Linked DNA regions of Mus musculus: region 2 is linked to region 1. Evidence: chromatin loops called from intact Hi-C (ENCODE). Cell type or tissue: heart. All regions are shown on one strand. Each heading gives the region's core, and the rest is flanking DNA. Links, peaks and the distances in the headings are about the cores only.

Region 1 (7,963 bases), core at 1,719-6,718:
AGCCCAGCCCTTCAAAACTGTCTCCTAAGCACCACGAAAGAACTGTGTCTCTGTGCCTAACCAGGACATTGCAGATCCATGGAGATGCCCATCAGTAATGGCTAGCTAGCTGAGCAGTGGAAGGTTGCCAGGAACCCAAGTGAGATTGTGTGCTGGCCTTGTGTGCAGGGACTCTGTGGGAGGAGGCCAGGGGAGCATCCATGGAAGCGCCCAGTTGTCAAAGAGCTGAGACATGGTGGACAGAAAGAACCAGCAGCGGCATTATGGACTCAGTGAGCTGGGGAGGGGGAGGTAGCCAGGCTGCCGTGGACTTTGCCAGACAACATAGAGACCTCAGTGGTCACAGTCCAACCAACAGGGAAATTTTCTCTATAGCCTCCCCTGTGTCCACACCGATCCCACGTGGATTTCAAAATCTTTCCTCTTCCATTAGAGTCTCGAATCTATTATGTTATAATGTGTTTGTCTGTGCCTATTAACTATTTAGGAGGCTGTGTTTACCAAGAGCTTATGTGAGTAATGAGTAAATATTAAGTCTCTTACACAATTTTAAATGCTGAAAATAAGACTATTTTCCTGCATGATTCCAGGTTGGGAAATTGCTTTGTTCTTTAGGATTTTGTTTGTTTGTTTGTTTGTTGTTTCTGATGATGATAATCTACTCTTTGCTCCTCTCCATAATCATATTTGAGCAATCATAAAAGTTATTTTTTTAGAAAAAGAACATATTTTCTCTCTCTCTAGAGGCACCCCCAGAATGCTCTGACGAAGTTAGAACAACCGGATGCATTTACTTTCGGTCCCTGCTTAAAAGCAGCATTTTTCAGCCCAATAATAACTCAGGATGCACCTGTTAAAGTCATTCAGGTGGCAACATCTCAGTTTCTGAGCTTTTTGTGGGGTCTTCCTTTGGTCAGAGTGCTATTTTAGGGTATCTGGCACCATGAGGAGGTGGACCGAAAGCTATAGCTTCTCTTGGTTAGGGGTAATTACTACTGCTGCACTTCTCACAGAATGCCCTGGGGCACAGAGAGTGTTGTAACTAGGTGGCTTCACCATGCACCCCAAAACTGGCACTGGAATGAGCTGCAACCCCATGAAGGCCCATGGTGTGCAGTCATAGGACTGTGGGCCATGATGCCTCTGCTCAGTAATAGCCCCCATGATCATGGGTCGTTTACTTGGGACATCTCCCTGTGATTCTGAGGACCCTCTCAAGGAAATCAGCTTCTGAGAGGAGACAAATAGGACTTCCCATTTATTCATTTCATAAACATGAGTCCAATACCTGCTGGGCGTCAGACATCTTCTCAACTCTGTGGAGCTTACACACTGAGCAAGGGCTGCTGCGGAAAGGAAAGGGTATGGCAGAAACTAATGCTCCCATCAGAGAGACACAGTGCAAGAGTTCTCTCCTTCTCGGGTCAGACAAGTTCTTCGTAGTGAAAGGTTTGTGGTGCTGTCTGCGTTGGAAGTGTGTACAGCTATGGGGATGAATGAGGTCTGAGAGAGAGAGAGAGAGAGGGAGAGAGAGAGAGAGAGAGAGAGAGAGAGAGAGAGAGAGAGGATGAAGGTGAGTTGGAGGCAAAGCTCTGAGCCTTTAATAGAGAAGCCAAAAGGATGGCAGACTCAGGTGGAGTTCCTGTCATTGTATCAATGCCGCAGAGAAACAGTCAATAGAGTATTCCTGGTCAGAGTCACATTGACAGAAACAGTAACCATACCAGTAACAGAGAGCCTCCACAACAATTGGCCACTGCAGTTAATACCTGAGACACAAAGAAGAAAAGTATTTGACTGTCAGGCTTGGAGGTTCTGGGCAGTGTTCATAGCCACCTCAGTGCTTTAGACAGCTCCCCAGGGTGGGAATACAGCTCCTCACCTTAGGAGGCAGGGAATGAGTGGTAGGGCTCCTGAGATCGCCTCTGAAGACACACCTTCAATGATCTTAAAACCTCCCACCCTGCATCTAAAAATTCTACCCCCTTCCACTAGCACCACTCTGGAGATAGGTCTCCAACACATGGACCCACAGAGGTTTACATTCAAGACCCAAACCCTAGCACCTTTATCCAGATATTAGAAACAGTAAACATTCTAGATTCCCTTGTATAAAGGGGTTCCTGATGGAAATGTCAAAATCACCAAAGTCACCAGGAATGATGACAGGAAAGGGTTGTTGGGAATTCTGTCATCTGGAAGGCACCACAGTCTTCAGTGAAATAGGAGAGTGTCCTGGGAGGATGGCAAAAACTGCAAGGGCAGATGATGGTGGGATGCTCAGTAGATCCAATATGTCGGGAGCTGAAGGTCTGTGGATAGAAGGGAACACATTGGTAAAGGGTGCTATCTGCCTTTCGTCTCAACTGCACGAGACGCAAGAGTGAAACATCAACCAACAGCCAGCGTTCGAGAGGGCTCCAAGAGCTATGGTCTGTGCTAGTGGTTCTCAACCTTCCTCATGCTGTGACGCTCTAATGCAGGGCCTCATGTTGTGGTGACCCCAACCATAAAACTATTCATTGCTACTTCAAATCTAGGATTTTGCTACTGTTACAAGTCATAATGTTAATAGCTGATATTTGACCCCCAAAGGGATCTGGAACCACACAGCTTTGGGCAGGTGAAAAAGGAGTTGATATTATAAACATAGTACCTTCTGTTGCGATGTCTTAGCAATGAAGTGAGAGAAGTATTGAGGAGCATAAAGCTTTGACCTTGACAGTACAGATGACATGGCAAGAGTTCTTGGATTTCTGGTCACCAGCAAGCCTCACAGGACACGAGGCATGGCAGAGCACATCACAGGAGGCCTTCAAGGACAGCATCAGGGATTTCTATTTTAGTCTGTATGCCAAGGCTACTGGGCAGAGTTGGTGTGCTGGTTCAAGTTGGAGCAACAAATTGCCATAGTCAAAATCACGTGGGCAAAGGATGCTCATAGAACTTCTCCTGCGATGGGCAAGTTTAGGTCTGTTCAGGTTAGGAAAGCCGGAAGAAGCGTTTGGCTGAACTGTGCTTACTCAGAATGTGAGGGCACAAAGGGAGAGAGGGGGCAAGCAAGAGATGCTGCAGTTTGGTGTTTGGAAAACCATGGTTAAACATTTACAGGTGGACGAACCTAACATGAGAATAGTTACAGATGATGTGAGTTTCCCTGCCCCTCCCTTTACCACCACCCCCAACTGTTGCTAACCCAGGCTTTTGGTTTAGGGAGGCTGAGGCTAATAAAGATCAGGTGATTTTCAGAAGTGTTGCTCAGAAGTCCAATACAAGATGGCCATGTACTCTTCTTACTATGCCCGTTGCTTTTTCCCAATAAAAGATCACCATATATATGTCTTATGATGCCAGCTTCCTTTTCATCGGTACAGAGCATAGCTCTAGGACCTCTCTCAAGTGTCTAGTGGTTGTTTCGTTCTCCCTAACTTAGCTCCAGGTTTTCAAGGCAGGGCAGGGAGCTTAGATTGCCACCCGACTTAAAGTTCAAGAGTTGGCGTGGGTCCATGCGCCCCAGCCCAGGCGTTAGCTCTCACCCAGAACAGCTGTTGCCATTCATTTTCCTATCCAGGGTGAGTTAGGGCACACAGGGCACTAGCCAGGGCCTGAAGGAAGGGCCACTTTGACTGCCTTTCCTTTTCAAAGTGAAGGCAGGGCAGGATAACAGAGGAGGTGCTCTTGGGAAGTGGTTTCATCACACCCCCTGAGGCCAGGCCCTCAAATCACAGTTGAGCTTTGGCTAAGAATCTGACTTATGCAAGAGCAAACCCCACACACGTTTGCCTGATTTCCTCCTTTCTGCTGACAGCAGCTCAGCTTGGTCCTAAACTCTCGGGTCTCTTGGTGTCTGATTAGTTATCAACAGAAGCTGCCACTGTTCCATAGCTTGGCAGCTTGGCCTCTTCGTCCCTAGCAGGGAAAGGCTGATGAGGAGCTTGGGAAGGAGAATGAGCTCAGCGGGATGGAAGGGAACCGGACTGAGATAGCGCTGGAGGTGCTGCACAAGGACCCCAGGACCTAAGCGACCTCTTCCTGGTGGCTTTCAGCAGAAGACAGCAAGTTGCTAGGTGAGCCGGCGGGACAGGGGGCGTGGCTCTGCGAGCGGGGGCGTGATTGAGGCGTGGCTCTGCGGTCGTGGGAGGAGCCGGGGCGGGAGCGGCGCCGCGGAGGGGACCCGCGGCACGAGCGAGAGCTCGCCAGCCCCGCCACGATGCCCCCGCGCCCAGGACGCCTCCTCCAGCCGCTGGCCGGGCTGCCGGCCCTGGCCACGCTCCTGCTGCTGCTCGGGGCGCGCAAAGGCGCCCGGGCCCAGGAGGTGGAAGCGGACAGCGGGGTCGAGCAGGACCCGCACGCCAAGCACCTGTATACGGCCGACATGTTCACGCACGGGATCCAGAGCGCCGCGCACTTCGTCATGTTCTTCGCGCCCTGGTAACTGCAGCTCCAGCAGGCCGGCGGAGCCCGATCTGGGACCGGGGACCAGGGACCTGGAGCCGGGGACCGGGGAGAGGGCGCGAGGCCGCGCAGGCTGCGCCGGGGGCGTGGGCCGCGCTCGGGCCTCGCCGCTGACGTGGCGCTAGCCGCCGGCCTGCGAGCTAGGAAGGGCGGGCCCCGAGGGGAGACCCGGAAAAGCCTCTCCACCCCGCCACACTGCTGGAGTCCAGGCATCCCCCGCTTCTGTCCCCTGCCCAGCTCCCCAAACTTCCTGTGCTGGCCGGACGCGGCGGGAGCCCGGCGTCCACGTGCCCTATCCTGAAGGGTTCTTCCTGCTGGCCCATCAATATTGGGTTGGATTGGAAATCTAAGGCCCCCTCAAGATGTGATTGCCCACTTTGTGTGTCGAGGGTAGGAAAAGATAGCCTAGGTCGGGAACTGAGACTTCCCCGGCCCCTGGAGTCCAGCGAGGTGCCAGTTTTGGAGTCTCCGCTGCACGCTGGAGTGGATGTGAGCTGTATTCTCAAGGCCTTTAACTCTTTCACCTCCTGTTCTCATTTGGGGCCCGGTCATTTGGAAAGTGTGAGGTCGAACTGTTCTTCCTAAAAGTCATAACTTCAGGCTTCCATTCTTCGGTTGGGGCTTCCTGGTGCACCTCACTACCCCAAGAATTAGTCTAGACATAGCAGTGCTTTGCTACTGGGGCCTAGATGCTCAGAGAAAGAAGTTCTCCGGTCCACAGCAGAAAGCGGTATTTAGAGCACAGGCTCTTGAGATGTGGGATGTTCTGGCTGTGTTTATTGCTGAGCAAAGTACTCTTCCTCTAGCTCAGTAGGGACTCATTAAGGACAGGGGGTTAAGCAGTTAAGAAAAATGTGCCTGTGGAATCCAATGTAGTCAGTGATTGTATTTTTCTAAAGTGGGAGAAACTTTGCCCATAACCCTAGAGCGGGCTATTACTGCATTTCAATTCGTTTAGTGTTAAATTAACTTTGTGGGGGAGGGGATCATTTTGGCTCACAGCCATTATCAGTTAAGAATGCAGGAATGGGATACACTGTTTTACATTCCCAAGAACAGCCACTTGAGTCTGTAGAACTACCATTGAAAGAAAAAGACTGGGAGTCTGCCACAGTCAGTCGCGTTAATAGTTACTCTGTGCACAAGTCGTCTCAAAGTAGTGATTCCAGTTAAGTACACCACAGGACTTAATTGGAGTTGATTTCGGTGGAATAAATCTAAGGGTTTTTAGTTTTATGAGAAAAGTTGACATGCAGGCAGGGTTAGGTTCTCTGGAGTGCTGATGGAGTTTTAAGTTTAGAATATATGCAATGAATAACCAGCTAGTCTTGGCCAGTTGGGGTATACACCACAGATTCTTTTTTTTTTTTTTAACTCTATGGCTTACAGACGTTTAGGTCGAGGCTGCTCTCTAGGATAAGCCTTCAATTGTTTGCTTCTTGCTATTCTGATAAAAATATTAGAGAGATGTAGGAGCCCACCCATGGCCTTTGAAGGCTGGGTTTTTGATGTTTTAAGGGGAAGTTGAGGCAGGATCTCTCTGTGTAGCCAAGCTGACCTTGAACTCATGACTTTGTTGGTCTCAGCCTACAGAGTGCTAAGATTTCAAAATTTTAAGAACAACATGGTACTCAAGGTAGACTACGCTGGGTCCTCTCCCCACTTCTTTCTCACCGTGAGTGCCTGGAATGTTCACTGTCCATGTGTGATGCTGGGGCAAGGACACTGTGTAGTGATGGCACTGACCTGTCTCTGTATTTGTTCTAAGCTTTGTGGGTGCAGGATTGTCCTCCTGCTGTTGATCTGGTGCCAGCATCTGGTCACACTGAACCTAGGGACAGTTAGGTCAAAGGTAAGGTTAGGTGCCTTTGCTCTGTCACTTGGCTCCAGGCCACATCTGAATACAGCCGGCAGTCTCTGTAGTGCTGTATCCACAAGGGCTCCAAACCAGAAATGCCAGTTAGAGAGAAGCAGTGGACTCTTTAGTCCTCCTGGGTGGGGAGAGGCTTGCCTGTGTGGTGATGACCCCAAGTGGTCAGGTTAACTTGGGTTAGAGGGAACTAAATCTTTATCTTCTTTTTAAATCTTGTATTGTTTTCATAAGAACCCTTTCAAGGGTATAGAGGATGTCTATCTACAACTCTAAACTGAGCATATCTGATCAAATTCCGCTAACATCAGGACAACCCTTAGGAGCTGAAGGGGTTTGCAACCCCATAGGAAGAACAATATCAACCAGCCAGAGCTCCCAGGGTCTAAACCACCAACCAAGGAGTACACATAGAGGGACCCATGGCTCCAGCCGTATATGTAGCAGAGGATGGCCTTGTCGGGCATCAATGGGAGAAGAGGTCCTTGGTCCTGGAAAGGCTCAATGCCCCTGTGTAGGGGAATGCGTGGGTGGGGAGTTGGGAGTGGGTGGGTGGGAGTGCACCCTCATAGAAGCAAGAGGAGGGGGGATGGGATGGGGGCTCCTGGGGGGGGGAATCAAGAAAGGGGATAACATTTGAAATATAAATAAAATATCTAGTTTTTAAAAAAGGAGAAAGAAAGAAAAAGAAAAAGAAAATCCATTAGGGCAGCCACTCATCTATCTTCCAGCAACATCTTATAGCTGGGTTCCTTACCAGCATTAGAACCAATCTGCTTTCTTTGATTAGGCACCAGATGTCATGAGGAGCAAACAGGAACATGGGCCAACTGGGGAGCATAAAGTCCACAGGCCCCATTGTGTACACACTTACGGAGCCGTTGGGCCTCCATTCTTCCTTGCTATCCGCTCTTTCCCTACCCATGACCTTGCTGAACTAACTCATTTTGCTGAGTTCACAGAAGTTAAATCCTCAAATACAGTTTCCCTGTGTGGTACCCCATCCCTCTGCTTCAAGTGCCAAAGTGCTTAGCATGCTCAAGTGTTTGCACCGGACAGTGCTTCCATTCTTGGCACTTGCATGGAATGTATAACTGACAAGCCTTCAGAAAAAGGGGGTGATGCTATATTTGGGCTTTTATGTGTTTACATAGTTTATTTTTATGTATGCACATGTGTACATCTCTGTGGGTTTGGGTGCCATGTGTGTTGAGGAGGTCAGAAGATGGTGTCATATTCCATAGAACCAGAGCTACAGGCATGGGGACCTGCCTGATGTGGGTGCTGGGTTCTCTGAAAGAGTAACACATGCCCTTAATTACTGAGCCTTCTCTATCCTGTTTTATTTAGGCCTTTATAAAGCAGGGATTTGTCTTAGTTGCCCAGGAAAGCCCCGCCAGGAAGAGACATTAGCTTTATGCTGACTTTCCAATGCCGCCTTCAGATGCATGCATTGGAAGTCAGGTAAAAAAAGAAGCTTAAAGATTTTATTGAGAATGTATTTGAGAGCAAGCTCACAATTGCCAGTGCCTTTCACTCTTGTAAGTGAGCTTTTTTTTTTTCCCCCAAAAAAGGATTCTTTTAAAAGGCATTGGAGCAATTAGTTATGTAATAAACACAAACAATTTGTTTGTTAGG
Region 2 (7,963 bases), core at 1,646-6,645, 190 kb after region 1:
GCTCCTCGCGGGCCGTCTGCTGCTGCTGCTGCTGCTGCTGCTGCTGTGGCGGGAGCACCGGGGGCTGAGGCTGCTGGAGACCGTGCAGGGGCCGCGGCCTGTGCGGGAGCCCCAGCACCGACAGGATCTCCTTTTGCATCTCCCGCTTCTCGTGGGTCTTGAGCCGCCGATAGAGGAAGCCCGAAGAAGAGGACTGTGGCGGTGGCTGCTCAGCGCGCACCGGGCTCCCGCCGGCTCCCAGCAGCTGCCCCCCGGCGGCGGCCGCGGCTACCGGCAGAGGGGGCCGCAGTGGCGGGGGGCCGCAGCTGCACAGCAACCCCCACCACCAGCACAGCCACTGCGCCCTCCGCCCCAGCCCGGGCATCGCCGCCCAGCCCGGCTGCCCCCGCGGGGCCCGCGAGGCGTCGAGCGGCGGAGCGAGGCCGGAGCGCGGAGGCTGTGGCCCTCGGAGTGGGCAGCCCCCGCCACCTCTCGGCGGGCTCTCTTCCCGGTCCTGGCACTCAGTCCTTATCTCTCATGGTCATCCGCGGCGCCCCCAGAAGCCCGGGTGGAGAAGAGACGACGGGGCGACGGCCAGGATCCTCCACTCTCCCGCAGGTCTCTGGAGGCGCACGGGCTGAGTGAGCCAGGTGTGTCCTAGGCAGGACTGCGCTGCAGCCGGCGTCCCCGGGCGGGTCACGGCACGGTCACTCGCAGTCTGCACACGTGCGCTGCCCTGAACCCTCAGAGGCGGCTGGCCGAGGGGGGCCGGAGACGACAGATCAAGAGGTGGAGGCGATGCCGGGCACCATCCCCTCGCACGCCTCTCCTGGCTTGTAGGACAGTCGTGAAGTTTACTCCCCTGTGGGTCCCAGGCTGTGGCGTCCCTGCGTCCTAAAAAGCCAATTTTCTCCGCGCGGTTTTAACTTCCCTCTGGTCCGAAACTCAGCGCCCCTCCGCCTTCGGGCACCGTCTCTCCCCCTCGGAATCTCCGCGCGCCTCCCCAAGTGGAGGCGGCCACGATCTAGCTTTCCTCTCGGCAGTCTCTCGGGTGCCCGGAGGATCCCGCTCTCCGAGGCGATGAGAGAGACGAGGAGCGGAACTCGGAACGCAGGCTGCGGCGTCGGCTCGGGGATTCGCAGTCTCCCGCCTCTGCGCACTGCGCTCCCGGCCGCCGCCAACGTGGGCTTTCTGCTGCGCGTCTCGCTCAGGTACCGCACTCAAGCCCAGGAACGCCCTGCCCTACTCGGTAACGGACAGGCTACCAGCCAATGGAGAGGTGACTCTTGCGGGCTATTTACATAGGCCCACCCCCTTCTTTCACCCTCCCTTCTCCCAGGGCCTTGCCTCTGCCTAGCGAGCGTAGGTTTCTAGCACACAGAATTCTTGGAGGCATCAGGAGTTGCTTGGGCGGGTAAGAAAGGCAAAGAGGTCATTGCTAGGAAGACAGATCCGATCACGACCCCGATCTAAACTTTCTTCTTCCTCTGCTAAATAAAAGCAAACACAGCTATTTAATCCATGCCGTTACCGAAGGAGAAAATAGTATGACAGTTTTCTCCTTCTCTGCTCAGTTTCTCTTATTGATGGAATGTAGGCGTTTAGCAGACACGTGGCTCTCAAAGGCAGCTGCTGTAAGTTAAGACACACCCTGCGAGGAAGCTGCTCACACACTAGCTGCAAAGAGGGCAGGACAAGCCAAACCAGAGTCCTGGAGGTTTCCAGTCGGATATTTCAATTTATTTCTTCGTTTGGGCTGCATTTGAGTTCTTAAACTACAACCCAAACGAAAGGGGTTACGATCTGCTAGTGTTACGAGGAAAGCCTTCCCCATCCTCTTGCTAGTCTCTCAATGCAGTTGCCGTTGGCAATTGCATCTTAATGAGCTGAAATGCAATTATTAGACACACCGTTCCAGGTAAAACGTAAAGACGGTGGTAAAGATGGCCTTCAGCCAGGGCAGAAGCCTGGAAAGTATAGAAAATAGCCAGGATAATAAACAGGGCCCTCAACACAGGTTGCTTCTATCCTTGAACAAACTGGGACCACTCCCAACACTGCCTTCTACCAATAAACATGTCAATTCATGGCTCAAATGGCCACTCATCTCTAGATGGTAGAAGCAAATGCCCTTTAAACATGTGAGTCTTTCACCTGACAAGAATGGAAGGATTAGGAAAGAAAATAAGCCACCCACTTTCAGTATTGGTTTATGGGGTCTGAAACATTTTAGATAATTGTTGCTAGGATGCTAGAGACATCAAAAGCGTGCACCGTTTCTTCTGTCCAGGACACTGTACAAGTATGAAGTCACTGCTGTGCTGCTAGAGAGGCCAGGAACTCCACTCAGAAGATCTGAAGTCACAACAAGTACTCATGAGCTTCAAGCTGGGGGCCTCCTCCTTGCACACACTCAGCCACATCTTCTTTGTAAGAGGTCTGACAAGACACATGCGGAATAAAAGAAGCGCAAATTATAAGGGCAGTGAAGACAACACTGGAATCTGTAAAAATAGAAAAACAAACTAAGCCCTAAAGGTACTCCATTAGGGAGTGCCATTTAAAACACAAAAGTGGGCTTGTGGGCTGGTGAGATGGCTCATTGGGTAAGAGCACCTGACTGCTCTTCCGAAGGTCAGGAGTTCAAATCCCAGCAACCACATGGTGGCTCACAACCATCCATAACGAGATCTGACTCCCTCTTCTGGAGTGTCTGAGGACAGCTACAGTGTATTTACATATAATAAATAAATAAATAAATCTTTTTTTAAAAAGCGAGCTTGTGACTCATTTGGGGTATATGACTCTGTGAAAATGAGCCTAGTGAAGAACAGACATGTAGGGCTACACTACTGCCCCCTCTGTAGGGTTCCCCCCCCCTTGTGGCGTGAGTCTAAAATGACATGTAGTGAAGTATTATCAACCACAGTCCTTAACAGCATCTCTAACTCAGGCCTGTCACAGACTCCCCACCCCTACCAAGAGGAATTCTGTTCTCAAAGAATAGTGCTAAAATAAGGGGGTGTTTGGGGGGTGTCTTCAGGTGGTGAGTATGAGAGTCTGAGGAAGCCCCCCCCCCCAAAAAATGTGAGGTAAGATGTCATAAGGTCAGTGACATTCAGCCAAAGGTCACAAGAGATGTGTTCTGCATGTCTATGGTGCACTCTCAACCTGGACATGCCATATTTACAGGAAGCAGGCAGCCAAGCACTTGGGCCCACCTAGTTCAAAGGGATGAATAAAGAGGTATAATCCTAAGAGTTCAATGACATCAGACTGGGACCACAGCTTCTCTATGTATGTCAAGTGAAACTCGGGGTGGAAAGAGAACCTTCATCCATGTCCCTCCCGCTCCTGTTTTCCTGACCACATCCCATTAGAGACTCCACGTGGCCCGGAGGTGTCAGAGCAGAGGACTAGCACAAAGCACACGTGTGATTCTAAGTGGATACAGAATAATGGCATTGAAGGAACTTGTTTGAGCAGGTCTGCCTCCAGAGTTCACTGGAACCTGTGAACACTTGGAGAAAATCAGAGGCCACTTCGCCCCCTGCAGGACACCAAAATATTACTGCCCCTTCCTCTGTAAACCCAGACAAGTTTCCCTCACTTTTCTCTGAGCATCTCTCAAGCATTTGGGGGTTGGGGGCGGGGGCAGAGGAGAAATCTCGTCAAGAAGCCAGATGTGTGAGCCAACCCATAGCAAACATCTGGTTGCTTGGCTGACATTTCATGCAGATGGCCTCAGTCTCTGGAAATAGGTTGTCTGTCCCACCCTTGCCCCACTTCACGAAGTGAAGATGGCCTCACCATAAAGCACAAATTTGTTCCACACGTTTGGTGATACTAGAGACAGGGTGGGAATTCTCACGGGGACACAGAGTAACTCACAGAAAATTCTTAAAAATGCCTACTTTCAAAGTGGTTCCTTACCAGTTGTGGAGAGCTCTATGTTTACAATGTGTTTGGCCTAATAAATTCTGATTTGAAAAGATGGTGCTTGTTAATTTAACATGCCAAATATCCTTGTTTCAAAATGATACTGCTTATCCATTTGATATGCTAAGTGCTCTGTTCTTGCCCATAAACCACATCATTAACAATACACTACAAGTAACCCGGCAGTAACGACACACATCTGTAATTCCAGTAGTTCGAAGCCAGCCTGGTCTACAGATCAAGTTCCAGGACAGCCAGGACTACGTAGAGAAATCTTCTCTCAACAAAACCCAAACCGAAACAAAGCAAAAACAAAACCACAAGTACACTCGTTGATTTTTGTATTCAGTCAGACCCATTCAACTGCTTGGCCCAAAGCCTTAAGCTGTTGCTTTCAAAATTCAACATAGAAGTCCTCTAATATGTGGCTGTAGTTCTTAAAAGCCTGAGGTCTGCCCTCCCCGAGTCCTTGGGACACTCCACTCATAAAATCCTAAACTCTCAGCATTATAATTAGCACAAGGTTGGAGGAGTTTGACATCAATTCCAAAATATAATAACTCACTCACTCACATTTTAAAAATACCAGTTTGGGTTTAATGAAAAGGAACTATGTTAAGTAAATGTTTGCTGAGTGCGAGAGATGAACATCAGAGTGTTAAATAAATATTGCTTCTGAAAGCTACACCTGTAAGACAAACTTCAAAATATGTGTCTCATCCCAAAGTCTGCGGTCACATGCACAGTCCCTCACACTATCCCATCACTGTCTGTTCAAAAATGTTGGGCATTCACACTTCAAAATGTCACTCGGACCATCATATTTTCCAACTCGGAGGACATCTGGTGGCAAAGCGAAAAACTAATATATAAATCTGTTTCCAGAGATTTTTTTTTCCACACTGTAACCCAAATAGCAAATCTGTTATTTATTGAGTCTCACTTGTCTCACGCACTCAGACCTTGTACTCCTAGAACCCAAACTGTCTATAGAATTCCAAACAATGAAGTTATCAGTGGAATCCAGTCGACTCATTAAGCCATTTCTGAATTTTTCATTGGCTAACTGGTATGTGTACATGAAGTCACATTTTTATGTTTAAATTGAACCAAACAATACATCTCCATTTCTCGTTTTATTATCCCTGAAGAGGTTGGTTCTGAGAAAGCACTGGACATATGTTTGTTGGGTAGGGCAGGGTTCCCTGACCCGTCAGCCTCTGGGGTCCATGGCATTCTATGAACCACGTGTGTCTCTATTTAGCAGGCTGCATGAAACTATGTCATATTGGGCTGTCAGTCCTTTTAAGGAGCAAAACCATATGGTGTCATGCAGAGGCCAGAAAGAAAAAAAAAAAGTCCACACTGAATAAATGCAGGTTAGAAAGGAAAGTCACATGGGGCAAGGAGGATGGTGCACAGTTGTAATCCTAGTGCTGCAGAGGCTAAGTCAGGGTGGTCTTGAGTTCCACACCATCCTGGCCACATAGTGAGCCCTGTTTCAAAAATAAAAATAAAATAAAAATCAGTATCATTGACTTTTAGCTTTGAAAGAAGAACAAGACCATATACCTACCCAGTCTATCTACACAGTCATTCGTTTAACAAATAATGAAATGTCTGCTGTGTGTTGGGCAGGGTCCTAAGCTGAAGACACCAGAGAACTATACCTACCTGTGGTCTAAACTGGGGAGTGGACGATCGGAAACTACAGTGGGATGAACAGTGTACCACAAGTTGCTGGGAATTACACTCCAGCTGATACAGCTAAGTGAACAGCGTTTCTACAGTGTGCTACAAAAGTAAAAGATAGGATTAAAATTGGTAAACAGGCAACCTCAAGACGAAACTGGTCCTGGATTATTCAAGGGGCCCAATAGAATCCCAAGAGTCTTTAAAAAGAGCAGACATCAAGAGAAAGTCATAGCCCAAGAGAGACTTGACTAGTCTCATTGGCTTCAAGGTGGCAATGAGTTAGGGAATGCAAAGGGCACAGCTCACAGGTATCAAGTTAACAGCAACCCCAGCTCTGATTGCTAATCACGTCAACAACCAGAACGAACTTATAAGCAGATGATTGGTCAGAGCCTACAGATAAGAGCTGAGGGCGGGGACCTCTTGTCCTCAGTCTATTGGGACCTTTCCATGGAGAAGGGATTGACATCATCCAGACTTCACACCCTCAGAACAGAAGGTGGAAGTGTGGGTTGTTTTCAGCCACTAAATGGGTGATGTTTCAGCAGATATTTCAGCAACAAACCAAACAAACCAAACACATATGTATTTGGATGGTAAGTAATATGGAGGATGTGTAGACAGGGGGAAGGGTAGAAGCACATGGGTGCTTAGGGAAGGCTTCTTGAAGAAAGCTGCTTTGGGGTGAAGATATGGTAGATTAAAGGAAATGAGCTAGGAGGGTATCCTGAGAAGAGGCTTTTGGGCCATGGAAATAGTGCATGCAAACCCCTGTGCCAAGGACATGCCTGAGGATCCTGATAAAGAGCAAGAAGAGGCTACAGTAGGGTGCATCAGAAGGAATAGCAATGGGAAATCCTGTCGGAATGTTGGTATACTAAGATGTTATAGGACAATGGACACCCTGGGAAGGACGTTGGCTTTCATACTCTAAAATAAATAAGGAAACAAATAAAAAATAGAAGTAAAGGCTTGAGATGGCACAACATAGACACATCTTGCCAACATGCACACGAGAAAGAACACATCCTCTCATTGCATGGGTGTGAAGTTCAGTCAGGTTGAATTCATTTAGACGACAGTTGAGTAGCTCCTTTTCAAAAATAAAAAATAAAAATAAAATATCACGAGAGGAATGATAGCTTGAAGCCCAACAGAAGCTTTCCAACTGTTGGTTCATTTTCTCACGTGGGTGGAGCACATACAGGTAAAGTCAATTTTCTTAATTATAGGAGTGTTTTGTCCATGCTTTACACAGTTTGCTGTATGCAGTAAATACTTTTTGATCAGAAATAAAGCAATAGCATCAAACAGGTGTGAGTTGCAAGGGTCATTGGATGACTCTGAGCAGAGGAGAGACAAGAGCCATGTGTGAAGAGACTCTTTTGTGCCACTGGACTTTGAGTATAACATTCTCATTGCAGATCCAGGAAGACCAGCAAGGAACCTTTTGTTTATGATCAAGAGGAAAAGGATTCACAGCAACCCTTAGTGGGAAACAAAATGCAGGGGAAATGATGGGTCCCGACAGATTCTGAAGACAGAGCCCAATGTCAAGGAGATGTGCTAAGCTCATACAAAATCAAGTCATTACAACCTCTATTCCTCTGCCCTTGGCTGAGAGCCTAAGTCAAGCTCCCTAAAGGTTATTGTAATGCTAAGGAGCTGTGGAAAACGTATAACTGTCTGCCCCTGGAGTACAGAATCTACCCCAAATGATCAGAAGCTTGCTATGCAAGCACAACTTCAAGACAAGTCCCCGAATAGCCTTTTAGAGATCTCTCCACTGCTGAATCACTCCCAAGACTCAAGGACCCCAAAAGGAAATAGCTTTACACAAACTTCTGTAAGTCACACATGATGGTTCCACTGTTCCAGCACTTGGGGCCCTGTGGTGGGAAGGATCAGCCTGGGCAACATAACAAGACCTCATCTCAAAGGTAAACAACAAATGAAAAACCTCCAGTGGTATCCTGGATGGTTAGTATGAGAGACAGGGAGAGAGAGACACAGACACAGACACAGACACAGACACAGACACAGACACAGACACAGACACAGACACAGACACAGACACAGACACAGACACAGACACCACAGACACAGACACAGACACCACAGACACAGACACAGACACAGACACAGACAGACACAGACAGACACAGACACAGACACAGACACAGACAGACACAGACAGACACAGACACCACAGACACAGACACAGACACCACAGACACAGACACAGACACAGACACAGACACAGACACAGACACAGGCACAGGCACAGGCACAGGCACAGGCACAGGCACAGGCACAGGCACAGGCACAGGCACAGGCACAGACACCACAG

Evidence for each region. Peaks named below come from ENCODE experiments on the same cell type or tissue, not always from the same donor. Only the 100,000 strongest peaks of a DNase experiment are listed, where the experiment ranks them.
Region 2: it touches region 1 in a loop (2.9-fold over the local background); 7 of 42 quality-filtered maps call a loop at or near these places.

The regions. Positions count from the first base shown.
Region 1 is chr13:38,524,656-38,532,618 of GRCm38, reverse strand. It overlaps Txndc5 (thioredoxin domain containing 5), which reads left to right and starts at 4,135. Exons shown (of 10, transcript NM_145367.4): 1 at 4,135-4,431. The coding sequence starts at 4,211. Gm31834 (a long non-coding RNA gene) reads right to left here and starts at 4,716. Exons shown (of 2, transcript XR_382215.4): 1 at 2,657-4,716; 2 at 1-2,312. In heart, for the core only: no CTCF peak of the experiment used is centred there; DNase peaks (open chromatin) are centred at 3,778, 4,118 and 4,648; H3K4me3 peaks cover 2,968 bases; H3K27ac peaks cover 2,305 bases.
Region 2 is chr13:38,338,334-38,346,296 of GRCm38, reverse strand. It overlaps Gm47990 (a long non-coding RNA gene), which reads right to left. Exons shown (of 2, transcript XR_003950672.1): 2 at 2,174-2,418. Bmp6 (bone morphogenetic protein 6) reads right to left here and starts at 581. Exons shown (of 7, transcript NM_007556.3): 1 at 1-581. The coding sequence starts at 364. In heart, for the core only: CTCF peaks have their summits at 2,781 and 3,540 (motif pointing left); a DNase peak (open chromatin) is centred at 3,546; H3K27me3 peaks cover 827 bases.